Regions from separate parts of the Mus musculus genome. Here region 2 is linked to region 1. The links are chromatin loops, found by intact Hi-C in ENCODE. Cell type or tissue: left cerebral cortex. All regions are shown on one strand. Each heading gives the region's core, and the rest is flanking DNA. Links, peaks and the distances in the headings are about the cores only.

Evidence for each region. Peaks named below come from ENCODE experiments on the same cell type or tissue, not always from the same donor. Only the 100,000 strongest peaks of a DNase experiment are listed, where the experiment ranks them.
Region 2: a loop joins it to region 1, with 15 times the contacts of the local background. A loop is called at or near these places in 3 of 42 quality-filtered maps.

Annotation. Positions count from the first base shown.
Region 1 is chr1:169,151,897-169,160,230 of GRCm38, reverse strand. All of the region lies in intron 2 of Gm39697 (a long non-coding RNA gene), which reads left to right. Among named protein-coding and RNA genes, the nearest start is that of Gm39697, 17 kb to the left of the region's middle. In left cerebral cortex, for the core only: a CTCF peak has its summit at 3,198; a DNase peak (open chromatin) is centred at 3,959; H3K27ac peaks cover 211 bases.
Region 2 is chr1:169,417,797-169,426,130 of GRCm38, reverse strand. No RefSeq gene overlaps it. Among named protein-coding and RNA genes, the nearest start is that of Gm34535, 41 kb to the left of the region's middle. In left cerebral cortex, for the core only: no CTCF peak of the experiment used is centred there; DNase peaks (open chromatin) are centred at 3,521, 4,229, 7,762 and 7,993; H3K27ac peaks cover 1,212 bases.

The DNA of each region.
Region 1 (8,334 bases), core at 70-8,069:
AAAACCCACAAAAAAACAAAAAAACAAGCTCTACTTGGAGGCAAGCAATTGCATTGTCAGGACAGGATTCACACATGGGCAGTATCTTCCCTTCTTTCTCTAATGAGTTGAAAGGTGGTCTTGGGGGTGATGCAGGGTGGGGGAAATGTGTGGGTCTATTACCAGGAAAATGGCTAAGACATAAGTGATGGCAAGTTGTGATTTTCCAGGTCCCATCCACACAGCATTTGGAAATCTACCAAGAATTCTTCTGTTACCATTTGACCCAGCTATAACACACCCCAGATGTCATAAAACTTCCTTTGAGGGTTTGACATGAAGCAGGGGGGAAGGGAAGGAGCCATCCCTGAGGAAACTCAACACAATGTGGCACTTGTTTTATTTTTCCAGTATTTTTAAATCCAGAATTTCACATAATACTATTTTTGCTGTAGCCCATGATTAGGCACTCTGGATATCTTAATCCTGGTCCAAGGAACAAAAGGTTCCAGAGGAGAAAGAATAAGAGGAAAGAGACACAGCATAAGGGAGTTGGAATGGCTGGGATAAATATGTGTGGATGCCGAGTGGTAAGTCATGAAAGAGCTCAGGAACAGTGACCATGGCAGTGTCTCTCAGCTGGAGCACAGTCCGGCTGCCATGCTAAGGTCCCCAGGATGACCCAGCACTCTCCTAGGCAACTCTGAATAGGAAAATAGCAGGAGCAAATTTACATTCCTGACAAATTCATTCGGATACCTGTGTGAAATTTGGATTAGAGATGAAGAACAGAAGCAGGGAGACCAGATAGAATGGTGTCGAATTAGACTTAGCAAAATACGATGAGCGTCCTAAAAAGGGAACTAGCAATAAAGACAGAAGGAAACAAGGAGATTTACATAGAAAGAGTTATGCGGACCGGACTAGTGAGACGATATGCTTGAGGGTCAGAGGAAGAAGGCTCTTGCTATAAGAAGACTTCTTTGTGTGAGCATTATATTGTGATGGCTCCAACTACAGAGAGCACCAGACTGAGGAGTGTTGCGCCTTGACTGACACCTTGACTAGTTCTAAACTCAGTAGGAGACAAGCTAGATTCAGTTAACTGAGTTGGGAGGACTCACTGTAACTAGGGGCAGGTCTCTATGAGTTGGGGGCCTAACTGCATACAAAGACAAAAGCTCTCTGAGCACTAGCATGAGTCAGTCTGTGCATCCTGACTGTGGCCCTAGTGCAACCAGTTATCCCAAGCTCCTAGCATTGTACCTTATCTGCGATGATGAACTGTGATCTTCATTTATCTCTACAACTTGTGAGAAATTTACCACAGCTGTGAGACATGGGAGTGAAGCAGAGTGGGAGAAGGAAAGACCCAGCCCTGGGTGGGTTTCAGTCAAAGTTTCAAGTAAATGCTTCCCCATTTCTAGAGCCAACTTCCAAATTCTTGCCTTGGTATCCAATCTGCAGGCACTGCTATACAATTCTACATCTGTAGGAGAAGCTTATTTGGAAAATGGGTGCAAAACTCAGTCTTTATTCCAAATGTGGATCGGAGTATGTGATTAAGATTCAATGAGAGTGAATTGCTGTCTGTTCTTTCTGGAGTGCAAAGCTTTCCTAGTGGAGCAATCTACTGTGGTCTGTAGGAGTAGTTTCTGAAAAAAAAAAAAGAGTCACTAACACCATATAACTGGAGTCTGAAGGCAGAGTTCACTTTTACATTAGTGAATTCACACATGCAAGTCTGAATAGATTTTTTTTTTCTGGAAAGGAAACGTGTTGCTGGGTCTGTTATCCACCTTCGTTACCTGGATTCTTCAATACAAGCAACAAGTAGTTGATAAGGTAACTGGGACAGAAAAGGAATAGTTTGGCTTCATAATCACACAGCAGGAAGGAGAGGAGTATGACTAGGTCTCATGTGTTGCAAGAACAGGGTTTGCAATCCATTACTCAATCTCTCCCACCACCTCCTTGCCTTTGCTGCTACAGTGCTCTTTGATGGACTTCCTTCAAGAGTTGGACAGGGCCCCTTGTCAGATCCCAGGCTTGAATTTAAGTCTTTCTACTAGAGAGGGTCTGTTTATTCCTTGCCCCATATCTTTATCTGATAAGTTCCAGCTCCCTGGGTAGACTATAATATTTTATAATCATTAGTAGGAACGCTGATTTGAAGAAGGGAAAAATTTCTGCATGCAAAGGACTAGGGAAACTAGATAATTCTCATAAAAAGTCAACCGACTCGACACAGCAATAGATGCACATGTAGTGGCTGTTACTCGAGGTTTGCAAAGCTGTGCTAATCTCAAACCTCCCTTAAGGGCAAGGGCAATATCATTGTATAAGCTTTGATTGCATCCTTGCTTTAGGATAGGAAACTGTGCAATGAGAGTTAGTGTACCGCACATGCAGAGTCTTCATTCCCTTTCCTGTGTGCTCACAGCATCATGGGCATGCATCTGCTAAGCCACTTTGCACAGTACCATTGGGCTATTATTTATGTCCTTGTCTCGTCTCTAGACCATTTAGCCCCCCTCCCCCAAGGTTGGTGGCTGGTGTCATCCTCATGTTCCTGTGTCCAGCATCTGACACAGAGCTTGGCACATTAATATGGTGACATCTTGCTGCCCACCAGAAGAGAAAAATGTTATTAGCACTGGTCACAGGAGAAGCAAGATTTTCAAACACTGTCGAAGGAAAAAATATTTTCATTGAACTTCAGATAAAGAATTTTACTAAAGATGAAATTAAAGGCCAACACAGTGTTTTTCTTAGGTTTGTAAACGCAGCTTCTTTTGGAGGCCAGGCAGAGACAGACTCCAAATTCAAACTCCACCTCAGCATGGCCTGAGACTCTCCCCACCCCCACTGAAAAAAATTAACATGTAATAAGAGGGCAGGGCATATAACTTAGCAGATGGCATTGTCCTAGTCTCCATGAGACCCTGTGTTTAATCACTCCCCAGTACTATAAAAATAATAAAAAAAAAGTTACCCCTGAACTCCCAGCAGCCCTCTCAGTGGTCTTTACTGTTTACTGACTGGGACTGGAGAGCACTGGAGAGCACTGGGGAGCACGGGAGTTCAGTGGGTAAGAGCACTTTTTGTGCTTGTGGATGACTCTGGTTCCATTTCCAGTACTCTCATGGTGTGGCTCATGACTGTTTGTTAACTCCAGTTACGATGGATCAGACCCCCTCTTCTGGCCTCTACAGGTACTACATACACGAATCAGATAAAATACCCCTCCTACACACACAATAAAATGAATCTTTTCTTTCTTTAAAGAGAGAGATTTAATATTGATTAAGAAGATAGAACTATTTAAAATGGAGGGCGGCAGTGGTGGTCCATGTGTTTTGCATATGGATGCTACTACTATCCTTGATATATAAATAAGGTGACATCAACAAACTCCCATCTTCCCAGAGCTGATTTGGAACTCAGCGTTCTTTGTCCTTCCTCCATACCCTTTGTTTGAACAGCCCGAAGTTGTGAATCCACTGACGAGTGTCTATGGTGCATCTCGTGATGGAAATATTTCCAAAGCAGGTTGAAAAGCAGATCAGACTCCAATTTTCTTAGCCTCATCAATACCTCATACCCAGTACAGCTAATGATCAAGCAGAGGCTGACGTATGCCTTTGCACTGTCCCAGGATCTCACTGTTCCATGCACACCTTCATTGAAATAACTGGGAGAATGGTGACAGCATCTCTTTTATGGAATCTGCAGTATTTCTGGTTTATTATAAAAGGCCACTGACTTGTCCCCCTTCCAGTCCCAAAGGTTCAGGATCTAAGGAGTGAATCTGACTTGATCAATGGTTCAGCTTGCACCACTCTGAGGAGCCTGTCATATGTAAGAGCAACACTCAGATGAAAAATCTTAGCCATATGAAGATTCCTAGTTTTAGTCCCAAAATAACTCCTGGTGTTGTTGGCTTTTCTCCCTCATCTCGTTACCATCTGGGGTTTGTGTGTGTGTCTGTGTGTGCACACTCATGGGCAATAATACCTCCTCCCCGCAATCTGGCAGGCACAGACACCCGCCTTCTACCTCTCCTGTATTCCTGTACTCATACAACCAGGGATGCGGAAAGGATTTCAGATGAACTGAAAACGCCCGAGGTCTGCCTTACTGCTAAAGATTTCTACATGTTCTTCATGCCTGCCTTAAAAAATAGAGCCAGCGGTGAAGGTGGGATTAAATTTGGTCTTTAGGCAGAGGCTGGAAAGACTGGGAGCAACAGGAATTCATTTGTGAAGGACTGGGCTGAATGTGCATTCCTGGGGCTGAAGCTGATGTGTGCACGTGCTTAATGGCTTGGGGGCTGCAAACAGTTTGGTAGAAACTTGACAACTAACTCAAACCACAGCCTGTTTTCTTTTGACTTCAGGAAACTTCCTTGCTTTACGTTTCTTTGGTTTAGAAATGACCTGGGCGTTGAACTAATTAAAAAAATAATTTAATACGTAGGAATAAATCCTATGCTAGTTGAGACCTTGTCAGCCAATTTCAACCTGGAGAGCAACCTTAGAACAGAACAGTAAATCTTTTCTAATAGGGGCTTCCAGATCCACTATATCATAGGATACTTTTGCATCCGTGTCAGGGAGCACAATTCACCTCACCAACTGCCCTCACAAACTTCCTGAAACTAGACGGGCTTAATAAGGAAGAAAACTGGTTGGGGAGAGAGAGCTAGATTGAGGAATTGACAATGGGGAGGGGGGACGCTCTGGGGAGTAGTGGGGAGGGGGCAGGGATCCAAGAGAAGTGAACAGAGGAAGTGGAGAAGGAAAGTAAAAGCCACTCGCCCTTCTCTCCTCCTCTTGGGAAACTGACAGACTTGAACGGGAAGCAGCATCCTAGTATTTATTTCAGAAAACAGGTCAAAAAAGGGATAACACAGGGGAAGAAAAACCAAGTCAAACTGTTGCTGATAGCCCTGGGGCAAATTGTATTTGATGTTAATTCTGTTCCTCTGTGAGGGGCTGCAAACAAGGAATGGCACTCAGGTGATTTCCTGTAATCCTTCCTCCCACCTTAATTTATAAAGAAAGGCTAGAGCCAGTGATTGGGCAGAGAAAGAGGGGAAGGTAGAGCTGAGGGGTGAGGGAGAGAGAGAGAAAGAGGATGACAGAGGAGGAGGAAGAAGGAAAGTGGAGCAGAAGCACCTCCCTGGAGAAACTTCAAGTTCTAAGGGGTCTCTTACATGGGGAAGATGGTAGTGTAGTGGTAGATCTGCCCAATCTAGGCGCACAGCATGTATTCATATTAATTGAGTTGTGTTTTCATTGCCCAGGTTTATTTGGGTTAGAGATTTACTGCAATACCAAACCAATCATTCAACCAACCAACCAACCAACCAACCAACTAACTAACCAACCAACCAAAAAAATACCAAAACAACCCCTACAATACAAGCAAACAGAACAAAACAAAAGCAAGGAGAGACATGAAGCAGAAAGGCTTTGTTCCTGAGATGGGAAGTCCACTTGGGTGAAGACAGGATGTGCCACTGTTACTTCTGGGCTGTGCCACTGTGCCTTGGGCCAAATTTGCTTGACGTGTGTGTGTGTGTGTGTGTGTGTGTGTGTGTGTGTGTGTGCGCGCATGTATGTGTGTGTGTGTGTGTGTGTGCGTGCGTGTGTGTGTGTGTGCATGTATGTGTGTGTGTGTGTGTGTGTGTGTGCATGTATGTGTGTGTGTGTGTGCGTGCGTGCGTGCGTGCGTGTGTGTGTGTGTGTGTCTGTGTTTTGGAAGAAAGCTCTATGCTGGATAGTGTTCACAGAGTACTCTTGTTGGGGGTACCCTTATGAAATGAAGGGTCACCTCACAGGGAAATACTGTGGGGAACTAGAATTATGAGCCATTAGAAAGTTCCATGTCTCTGTAACTCCTTCCAAGGGTGTTTTGTTCCCACTTCTAAGGAGGGGCATAGTGTCCACACTTCAGTCTTCATTTTTCTTGAGTTTCATGTGTTTAGGAAATTGTATCTTATATCTTGGGTATCCTAGGTTTTGGGCTAATATCCACTTATCAGTGAGTACATATTGTGTGAGTTCCTTTGTGAATGTGTTACCTCACTCAGGATGATGCCCTCCAGGTCCATCCATTTGGCTAGGAATTTCATAAATTCATTCTTTTTAATAGCTGAATAGTACTCCATTGTGTAGATGTACCACATTTTCTGTATCCATTCCTCTGTTGAGGGGCATCTGGGTTCTTTCCAGCTTCTGGCTATTATAAATAAGGCTGCTATGAACATAGTGGAGCATGTGTCCTTCTTACCAGTTGGGGCATCTTCTGGATATATGCCCAGGAGAGGTATTGCTGGATCCTCCGGTAGTACTATGTCCAATTTTCTGAGGAACCGCCAGATGGATTTCCAGAGTGGTTGTACAAGCCTGCAATCCCACCAACAATGGAGGAGTGTTCCTCTTGGACACACAAACTTTATATGCCCCAGAACAGGGGAACGCCAGGGCCAAAAAGGGGGGGTGGGCGGGTAGGGGAGTGGGGGTGGGTGGGTATGGGGGACTTTTGGTATAGCATTGGAAATGTAAATGAGCTAAATACCTAATAAAAAATGGAAAGAAAAAAAAAGAAAAAAAAAGAAAGTTCCATGTCTCAATTGCTGACATTGAAAATATTCACTGGAGCTGGGCAGTGGTGGCGCATACCTTTAATCCCAGCACTTGGGAGACAGAGGCAGGAGGATTTCTGAGTTCCAGGCCAGCCTGGTCTACAAAGTGAGTTCCAGGACAGCCAGGGATATACAGAGAAACCCTGTCTCAAAAAAAAAAAAAAAAAAAAAAAGAAAAAAAGAAAAAAAAAGAAAAGAAAAAGAAAAGAAAGAGAAAGAGAAAGAGAGAGTATATTCATTGGACACTCTTTAGGTGAAGGCTTCATCTATGTGCAAGAATGGATATGAAGGAGAACTGGGCAACTCTTGAATAAGTTATATGTAAAGATGTTGCTAATCTAGGAGGCAAATCTAGGAGCTAGGGGAAAAGAAAATGTAGACATTGAAACTCCTAGGCCGAAAGAAGATAGCCTTATGATAGCCTTACTGAAATGATAAAGACTGAGTATGAGCCATCATTTCCCTTGGCAAAATCTTCCATTGACCTGGTGAGAATGACATAAGGACATTTCCTGATTCCACCATTGTCCTCCAATAAGCTGTGACATATTAGTTTCATTCTTATACGTTACTCCAGGTTCCCACGTCATAACAAAGCATTCTAATTCAGCTCAAAGGAAGTGTGACTGCCAACCATAACAGTTAAGGACAATAGATTCAGATTCTTGCATTTTCAGTAACCCCAAACACATTCTAATCACATTCAAACCAGAACTACTAGAATTTGTTGCCAGGACAGTAAGGACACAGGAGTATTTTCAAATACTAGGTTTTTCTGTCATATCAGTGGGTCAAATGAATTGCAAACAATCAGTTTCTGGAAAGCCAAGGATGAAGTCACTTTACAATTCGACAATATGATTCTTAAGTAGTTATTAATTTTGGAAAGTTCTACTTCAAACATAAGTGACACATGAACAGAATGCACAGAATGCACAGATACCAGCTGCTCCCCCAGAGCCTATTGAAGAAAGTTCTTGAGTTCACTAATCTATAAGGTATCAAGTTCATAAGCTAACAAGAGGGTGCTGGTGGAAGTGGAGGGGACATTCTCATATTAATGGCAGAGTAAACCTTCCTACACTCCTGAGCACATGAATTAGTTTTGACCATAACCTACAAATCATGGTGAGATGTATTTGCTTGGTGTTTGGACCTCAATAAGAGACTTGCTTTAGGGTGACAGAGGTGAGAGGACCCCTTGTTTCACAAAGGGATGAGTCAAACTTAAGAGGGCTCTTCAGTCATGAGACATGCTGGTGTCTCAGTGACACAGATAGTCTCATATCTTCTACGAACTCTATCCTCTCCTTAAATATTCTTTTCATTGATGAAGGAGAAAGAGTGGGCTTCAGAAAGGAAAGACAAGCAGTGTATCACTTAGAGGTGAAATGGACAAGGTGAGCCTTTGCCAGGAGCAGCATATAAACTTCAAATAATTAATATGTTATCTTCTCTAAGATCAAGTTAAGCACTTAAGGAAGACATAGAGAAGACATTAAAGGAGGAAAGATATGGAGGAATAAATAGCTTCTTTGATGATATTTTGTCAAAGTAAAATTTAAAAAATTTTATATTTTATTTATTTACATTTCCAATGTTATTCCCTTTTCCCGTTTCTCCCCGGAAACCCCCTAGCCTTCTCCCCCTGCTTCTATGAGGGTGCTCCCTCACCCACCCACTCACTTCCACCTTACCACCCT
Region 2 (8,334 bases), core at 78-8,077, 270 kb before region 1:
GACCGCTGCTCCTGAGGCTGAGGCCGTCTTCCAAGCCAGGCGGACACCTGTCCTCTGGTCCGGATGGTGGCCGGTTGTCTGTGGCCCGCCCAGGCTGCTGCCTCAGTGGCTCTGTGCTTCCGCCCGTCCCAGAAGCTGTCCGGTTCTCTGGCGCACCCTCTAACCTGTTCAGACTAATCTCCTAAGTTCTGCTGAGTCCCGGAACCAAGATGGCGACCGCTGCTGCTGAGGCTCTATTCTTTTTTTTTTTCTTTTTTTTTTTTTAATTAGATATTTTCTTTATTTACATTTCAAATGTTATGCCCTTTCCTGGTTTCCTCTCCAAAAACCCACTATCCCTTTGGCCCCTCCCCCTGCTTACCAACCCACCCACTCCCTATTCCTGGCCCTGGCATTCCTCTATACTGGGACATAGAGCCTTCACAAGAACAATGGCCTCTCCTCCCATAGATGACTGACAAGGCCATCCTCTGCTACATATGCAGCTGGAGCCATGGATCTCTCCATGTATACTCTTTTGTGGGTGGTTTAGTCCCCGGGAGCTCTGGGGGACTGGTTGGTTCATATTATTGTTCCTTCTATGGGACTGCAAACCGCTTCAGCTCCTTGGGTCCTTTCTCTAGCTCCTCTATTGGGGACCCTGTGCTCATTCCAATGGTTGGCTGAGAGCATCTACCTCTGTATTTGTTTCTTTATGTATCTTTCTTTCTCTGCTATATCTCTAATTCCAATTCCATGCATGTCAGACCATTTACTTAATATTGGTTCACTTATTATTGATAATCTGCACTCTGCAGTTGCATATCATAGCCCAAGCTGGCCCAGGCTCCCTCAGTATCTATTCACTCAAGTACTTGTGTTTCATCCCCAAGTACTCTCTATCCCCCTTGCCCTTCTTACTGAAGGAAAAAGGAAACAAAACGGAAAGGAAACATGAATGATCCTAAGTTTTGGCATGAAATGAATGAAAAAAGAAAAAAAGAGAGAGAGAGAAAGAGAGAGAGAGAGAGAGAGAGAGAGGAAGAAAGAAAGAAAGAAAGAAAGGAAGAAAGAAAGAAAGAAAGAAAGAAAGAAAGAAAGAAGGAAGAATATGACTGCTCCTATAGGTATGTTGTGGGAGAAAGTCTATTGTAGAAAAAAGGGAGAGTATAGTTAGAGGCAGGGACATGTGGGAGAGTCCAGAGTATATATACATGACCCTGGGCTGGACCATGTGGAAGAGAGAGGGGGAGAAGGGAGAAGGGAAAGAGGGAGACCAGGTGCAGCACCCAAGAGGCCCAAAGGTACAAAGCAAGAGCGTAAATGAAATGGTTGAATTATATAAGGAAGAACAGCAGAGCCTCCTGGGCTGGGGAGTTCATGATAGGGGGTGGAGTATGTTAATCAGCAGGGATTCAGAGAGAATCTGGTGACCTGGTGTGCTTTGATATGCACCAGGTAGGTACATAAATAGGTACCTTAGCCATTTGTCCCAGCTTTGAAACTTACACTTAACTCATCCACCATACTATCCCGCAGGCTGTTGCAGATCCCCTGATCTCTTTATAACCACAATCTTTCTACCCCTCTGCCCCACGATCATGATTCTATAGTATTATCATTCTTGCTGTTTTCTGCTATTCTTCTCTCTGCTATCAAGAGAGCCCTGGCCATGTCCAGTCTACTTCTTTCTCTCTCTGCTTTGGACTCTTCAAGATGCCTCTGCGCTCTCTCTCTCTCTCTCTCTCTCTCTCTCTCTCTCTCTCTCTCTTTCTGTCTCTCTCTGTCTGTCTCTCTCTGTGTCTGTCTCTCTCTCTGTCTGTCTCTCTCTGTCTCTCTGTCTCTGTCTCTCTCTCTCTGTCTCTGTCTCTCTTCCCACAATAGAAACCTTCTCCCCAGTGGAGTAGTCATTTTGGTGTTTTCTTTACTGCACCCCCATTTACAGTAAGGAATCAACACTATTTGTTGTTATGAAGTGAAATATATTTGAATTTGGCCTCCCCCAACCTAGTCTTCCTAATGTAGAGTTCCATCTAGGGCACTCTGTTTCATTTAGTCTTTCTGTCTCTTTTTCTTCTCTGGTCTGTGTTTATCTATCTAATTCCTTATGGTTTGGAGCAGGTCTGGCGTGTTTGAGTAATGTTTTCTTCGTAGTCATACATGGGGTATAGATTCTGAAAAGAAGACAGGAAGCCCAGAATCTCTTTCTAATGACATCACACACACAAGCCTTAATTATTTGGTTATGGTATGATTTAATCAGGATTCTGAAATTTAAGGTTAGAGTGGCTGCCCTTTCTGTACTCAAAAGTCTAGAAATCCATCACAAGGACAGACCATACTTGGACGTGACTGTAAGAGTCCTTGTAAGAGTTTGTACAGTAATTTCGTCTTCTCAGTCCCTGAAATTTCTTTTTCATTTATTTCTTCTTGATTCAATGTGCATTTTTTCCTTCTTCCTTGAATTTCTTCCATCTTTTACGGAAATGAAGACTAAATATATTGTTTTGTTCTCTTCCTTTAAATAATATTAAGCTTTGTTCTGGAAGACAACCATATCAAAGCTGATAGGATCCTCTGAAGTGGCCTTAGGCCACAATAAAGTGAGTGAAGTTGAAGTCACAGCAGTGTCTGAGGCCAAGCCCTGGTCACTGGGACGTGAAACTGAGGACCTTCCCTTCCCCCTTCCAGAATCTATAGCTTTAAAATCGTGTGCATTTAGGTTGGGCATTGATCTTCAAAAATTGCCTCTAGGGAAGGGACTGAGGAGGTATGGCGGTTTGAATGAGAAAGCCTCCCATAGGTTCATATATTTGAAGACTTGGTCCTCAGGTGGTAGAACTGTTTGGGAGGGACTACTAGGTGTGACCTTGTTGGAGGAGGTGTCAGTGGGAGCGGGATTTGTGCAGTTCCCAGTGTTCCTTCTCTGTCTTTTGGTTGTGGTTCATGATGTGAACTTACTGTTGTCCCTTTACTCTGCCATCATGGTCTCTCTGAACTCTCTGAAACCATAAGCTGAATTATAAGTTACCTTGGTCATGACGACTTATCACAGTGATAGAAAAGCAACCAAGATAATAGGTAAAGGTAGATCATAGTTGTCAGACTTGTGAGGAACAGTTTCCTGATCTCCAGCCACTTGCTCGGATATTAGTAAGCAAGTCAGCTACCCAGGTGGGCATTCATCCCTACTATGTGTAACAATTATCCTGCAGGTGGCCTAGGACTGGGTGCATGAGAAGGAGAGGAAACAGTTCCTCCTTTTGTAAAACTCGTGGCAAAGGGGTATGGTAGAAAATGAGTACAGAGGAATAGGTGGTGCATGATCATAGCAAGGGGAAGATAATATGCACAAATGAGCTAGGTATTGCTGGGGGAATCTCAGGTCCTATTGCCAGAGCTGGGAGAACAAGAGTCCATCACCCCCACTAACTCACTGGGCAATTTCTGCCTCATTTCGTTAGACAGAGGAGATTGTTACCAGAAAGCCAGGAAGGATATACCATCTGGGACTGTGTGAGCTTCCAGACAGATGGCTGACTCTTCCAGTTCTGTTTTATTTCTGGCTGTGGATCACACACCCCACAGCTAGCCTGTAAAAATAGGATGTGATGGGACACGGGATGTTGTCAGAGTGGGGTTTCTTTCTTTCTTCTCCCCTTTCTCTTTTTTTGAAACCTCTGGTAAAAATAAAACTTAGCAATCTTCTTGCTTTTATTGTTGTTGCCGTTAAGTCCTCAGTTGGAAATGTAAAGGAATGATGGGGCCATAGAACTGGATATGATGTACAGGCCCTGATCGAAAGCTACGTTAAACTTTAGGCTGGAGAGGGGGAGAAGGAGGGAGGGGAGGAAGGAGGAGAGGAGGGAGGGACAGAGTGAAAGACAGAGAGAGGGATGGACACACACACAGATAGAGAAAGAGAGAGAGAGAAGAGAGAAGAAAGAGAAGAGAGAGGAGAAAGAGAGAGAGAGAGAGAGAGAGAGAGAGAAAGAGAGAGAGAGAGAAAGAGAGAGAGAGAGAGAGAGAGAAAGAGAGAGAGAGAGAGAGAGAGAGAGAGAGAGAGAGAGAGAGAGAGAGAGAGAGAGAGAGAGAGAGAGAGAGGCTGTAAAACAAGCATCCTGGCCAGATTGGAGCTCTTCCCTGCCTTCTCTTCCACATTAGTCTTGCTTTCTCCCTACTCCTTAGCTGTTCCTGTCCCATGATGAACTCTCTCCTGGCCAGACAGGGATATACTGTGCCATGAGCAGAGCCTTTGCAGTCTGTCTGCTTCCTGCCTTTGCCAGACCCTGGGTTTTAATGTCTGGGACTTGAAGGTTTGGCTGGGAGGAGGTTCATATAAATGAGGATCCTTAGCTGCCAAGAGTTGTGAGAGTTAGGGCAATCACTCAACCTCCCTGCACAGTATAAGCCATTGGCTCGTTCAGTAAGCATTTATTGATGAAGTACTGCATTGGAGAGATGAAAAGAAGTAAAAGATGATTCCCTAAAGCCAATCGAGTCTACCAGAAAAGGTCTTGACACCAAATCCCGACTTACGAGCTATGTGATTTGTGACAAATGACTGAATAAATCTGTTCCTTAATTCTTTATCTACAAAAATATTTAATATTGCTGTTTCCCAAGCCTCAACTTCCATCTGTAACTCCTCTGTTAGTCCCAAACTTTGGAGTGCACACCAGTAGCCTGGCAGATGGGTCAAAATGCACATTTTCAGGCTCCTATGTAGTGTGCCAAAGAAGGGGCCCAGGAACCTGAATTTTTAACAATCCTGAAGAAAGAGGTCTCCAGTGGGTTGGATATTGATAAACCCTACATGAACACTTTTGCCTTTTGTACTTAGGTTTAGTCAATAATTTTAATTGTTTTTATGAACTCATATAACATTTCACTGAAGCCTGTAAATGCTACTGTGGACATATTAGCATTACAACAAGAGGAAGAAAGGAGTCAAGCCTGTAGTACTACCCACAAACCCATCTGTTCAACAACTGTATATTTTTTATAGTTTTTAATTAAAATATAATTATGTTGCTTTCTCCCTTTCCTCCCTCCAAGACCTCACAAAGCCCCTCCTTCTAACTCCTTTCATGTATGTAAACATCTATGTTTGGCCAGTGAACAAAACAATTAGTATGGAGATCCAGTGGATTTGAAATGCCAATAAAAAAAGTCCCATTAAAAGAGTGGCTAAATAATATAGGATAATAAAAACAGTAAGAGACAAGTCAGTAAAAGAAGCCAGTAAATGAAAGGGAAAGGTGTGAAGACCAGGGAAGCTGGGGTATGACTAGAATGCACTGTTAGTAGAGGTTTAAATACTCATTACTCTTATTGACGAGGTCATTTGGATTGCCTTAACAATGTGTAGCATTACTTCTCCATCCATAAATTGTGAATAAGAAATCCAAGCATATCTTATTCTGAGACTAACACACCACATAGCTTCATTATACAGTAAGCAAATATATCTTTCTACGTTTTATCTTTGATCAGGCCATAAAATGTTTGAGGGCATACTCATCTTTGTGGCCATACATGCTACTCTTCTCCTTACAGTGACAATACACCTGGACAAAGCAATTTAAGAAAGGAAAAACTTATTTTGGCTCACAGTTTAAGGGTGCAGTCTGAGTCTGTCACGGTAGGGAACTCACAGCAGTGGAGGCCTGAGGCCTCTGACTACATTGCATCTGCATTCAGGAAGCAGAAAGAGATGACCACTGATGGTCAATTCCTCTTCTGCATCTCGTGCGGTCTGAGGTCTTAGCCCACGGAGTGATGTGCCCCACCCCAACTAACCCAATCTGAAAACTCATCACAGACATACCTAGAGGGTTATTCAGTGTTTCTAGATTCTCCTGGGATGACAATATCCACTGTCCTAGCATCCTAAGCTTTTACCTGGGAGGTGTTTACTCAGTAAATGTCAGTAACTGATTTCCAAAGCCAGAAGAAGGAACATAAATGAAGGATGGGTTTCTGAATCTTACAGAACAGATCTTTACAGACCTTTTCAGAGCCATCTTCTATAGATTCAAATGGGAGATTCCCAAGATACTCTCAGGTAGCTAGAGGGTTTCTAGTAATGCTGGCTGTTTTTGTAATTTCCCTGACTTCTAAGCAGAATGACATCCAACATGAAGGCTTAGCTATCTGTCCTGCTTGGCCATTCTAAGTAAAAAAAAAAAAAAATGGTAGGAAGTTCATGGAGTAAGGTTAAAAATGGCTTTCTGTCTTCTGAGAAAGCTTTAAGTTCTGAATTCTAGCAATGTCATAAATTCCAAGCTGTACTCTCAATATGATGCTTAAAAGAAAAAAATGATTTCACATAAATATAGATAGGAATAGAAATCTCTGAATTCTAAACCAAAACGAAATTCCAGGCTAGAGTGGGGAATACTGCGTCATAGAAGCTGTTTCCTGGACCTTCTCATATAGACAGCAATGCAATATCTTACTCTGCTCAGTTATTCTTTACCCATGCTTTGGCTATCTCTAGCCATCCCTTGCTCATGTAAGATCTTGAGGAAGTTACCAAAGGCATTGGTAGGAGCTTGGATAATTTCAAAGTGTCCAGTAGATAGGTAGATCGCGATGATAATGGAAGCTTAAAATTAAAACATTAATGGTATTGTTCCCATAGTGCATGACAGCACAACTCTGTGGGACATATAGTCTCAGTACCCACTTAATTCATGGGTAAATAAAGGTTTAAGAAAGTGAAATAGCTTACCTAAATATAAACCAGGAGTTGATTTGGAGTATGGGTATCCTGTTATTACCAAAGCCCGAAGCTTATCAACTAAGTAGTGTTCATACTTTACACAGAAGGATGAGTGAAATTAGTGGATGATGACTGGGGTGGGGTAGAATAGAGTGTTCTCTATAGGGATTTATGCCACAGACACTAGAAAGGTGGAAGAAATGCACATGTCTCTCCTCTCCAAGCTTTTTAACTCCTGAGGAAAATGGAGGTGTATAATTGTCTCTCTGAATGCTACTATTTCAGCATCTGTTCCATGCTTGTTGCCTTTGGGATGCAGTCAGTGGCTTTAAGAGGCTAAGCCACGCCTGGCCTCAAGCACCACCTGATATCAGTGTCTTTGATGAGAGTTCATTTACTGATAAGGCAAGCTGGAGGGAATCAGAAAGCTCAGTCAGGGAAAGATCAAGGCCTGCATTAAGGAGGAAAGAAGCGTCAGTCACTCTGATAGGGAAATAGATTTTTGTGTTTCATTGCACAAGCGTGCACATATGCACTCAAAGCCTGCCACATTTCAAAGCAGCCTTCAATGCCCTAGTGTTTGCTCAGAGTGGGAGAGATCTGAGGCCTCTCAAAGGCTGCAGGTATGAAGCAATTCACACAGGACCTAGCCAACAACCCTCTCCTACCTCCTTTCTGTAAGGCTCTTCCTTCTTAGTCACCTGTGGTTTTGGTGGTACTGAGGAGGTAGCTCTGTGTGTGTGTGCGTGCGTGTGTGTGTGTGTGTGTGTGTGTGTGTGTGTGTGTGTGCGTGTGTGCACATTTAAATCCAAACTTAAAAGGAATGAGAGAAAAGAAGAAAAAGTGACAGGCCTAGACCAAAGCAGCAGTTATTCATAATGAATGGGGGAGTCATCATGAAAGAGCAGTCCCGTTAAGAAAAGCACATCTCGCAGAGGATGACAGCCCTGTGGATGCTGTTGAGGTTGGCAGCTTAAAAGGCCCTTCATTTCCAAGCCAGCAAGAGGCAGGGCAAGGATTTGATATACAACACGAGCTTTTTGTTCTCTCTCCGCTTCTCCCTTTTCCTCCTTCTGAATCTCATCTTGGCTGAGCCACGGCAAAACTAAATTAGAAAAACCTGCAGAGCATTGAGAGTCTAAATGAAGCACACAACCAATTTATCACCACGGAGCCCAGTTATCTAATAAGCCCCGTATGTAATAAATGTGCTAAGTGTCCACCTTGAACTTTAGCATACCCAGAAGCGGCCAATGGCAGGAGATGGGGAGTCCTTGACAAGGGGATGATGTCACACTCAGCCTGAAGCGCTCAGCATCTGGCTTACATCATTAGCTCTTAAGGCTGCCCAGCCAAGGTGGATGGTACCCAGGTCTCCAAAGGCAAGGGCAGCAATTGCCAAGAATTTAGAATTGAAGCAGAAGTCTGCCTATAGATAGTTTTGCAGTCTTGGAAAACACTGTGAACACAGAGCCGGAAGAAGTGAGGAGGGATGCCCCTCTTTTGGCTATTCTGTTTTGGGAAATGGGTGGTTTTTTAGGAAGAAGAAACTCAATTAGCATGAAAGGCTTCCCACCTACAGGTGGGGGTCAAGGTTCTGAGGGCTTGTCTGCTGAGCTGTGTAAAGA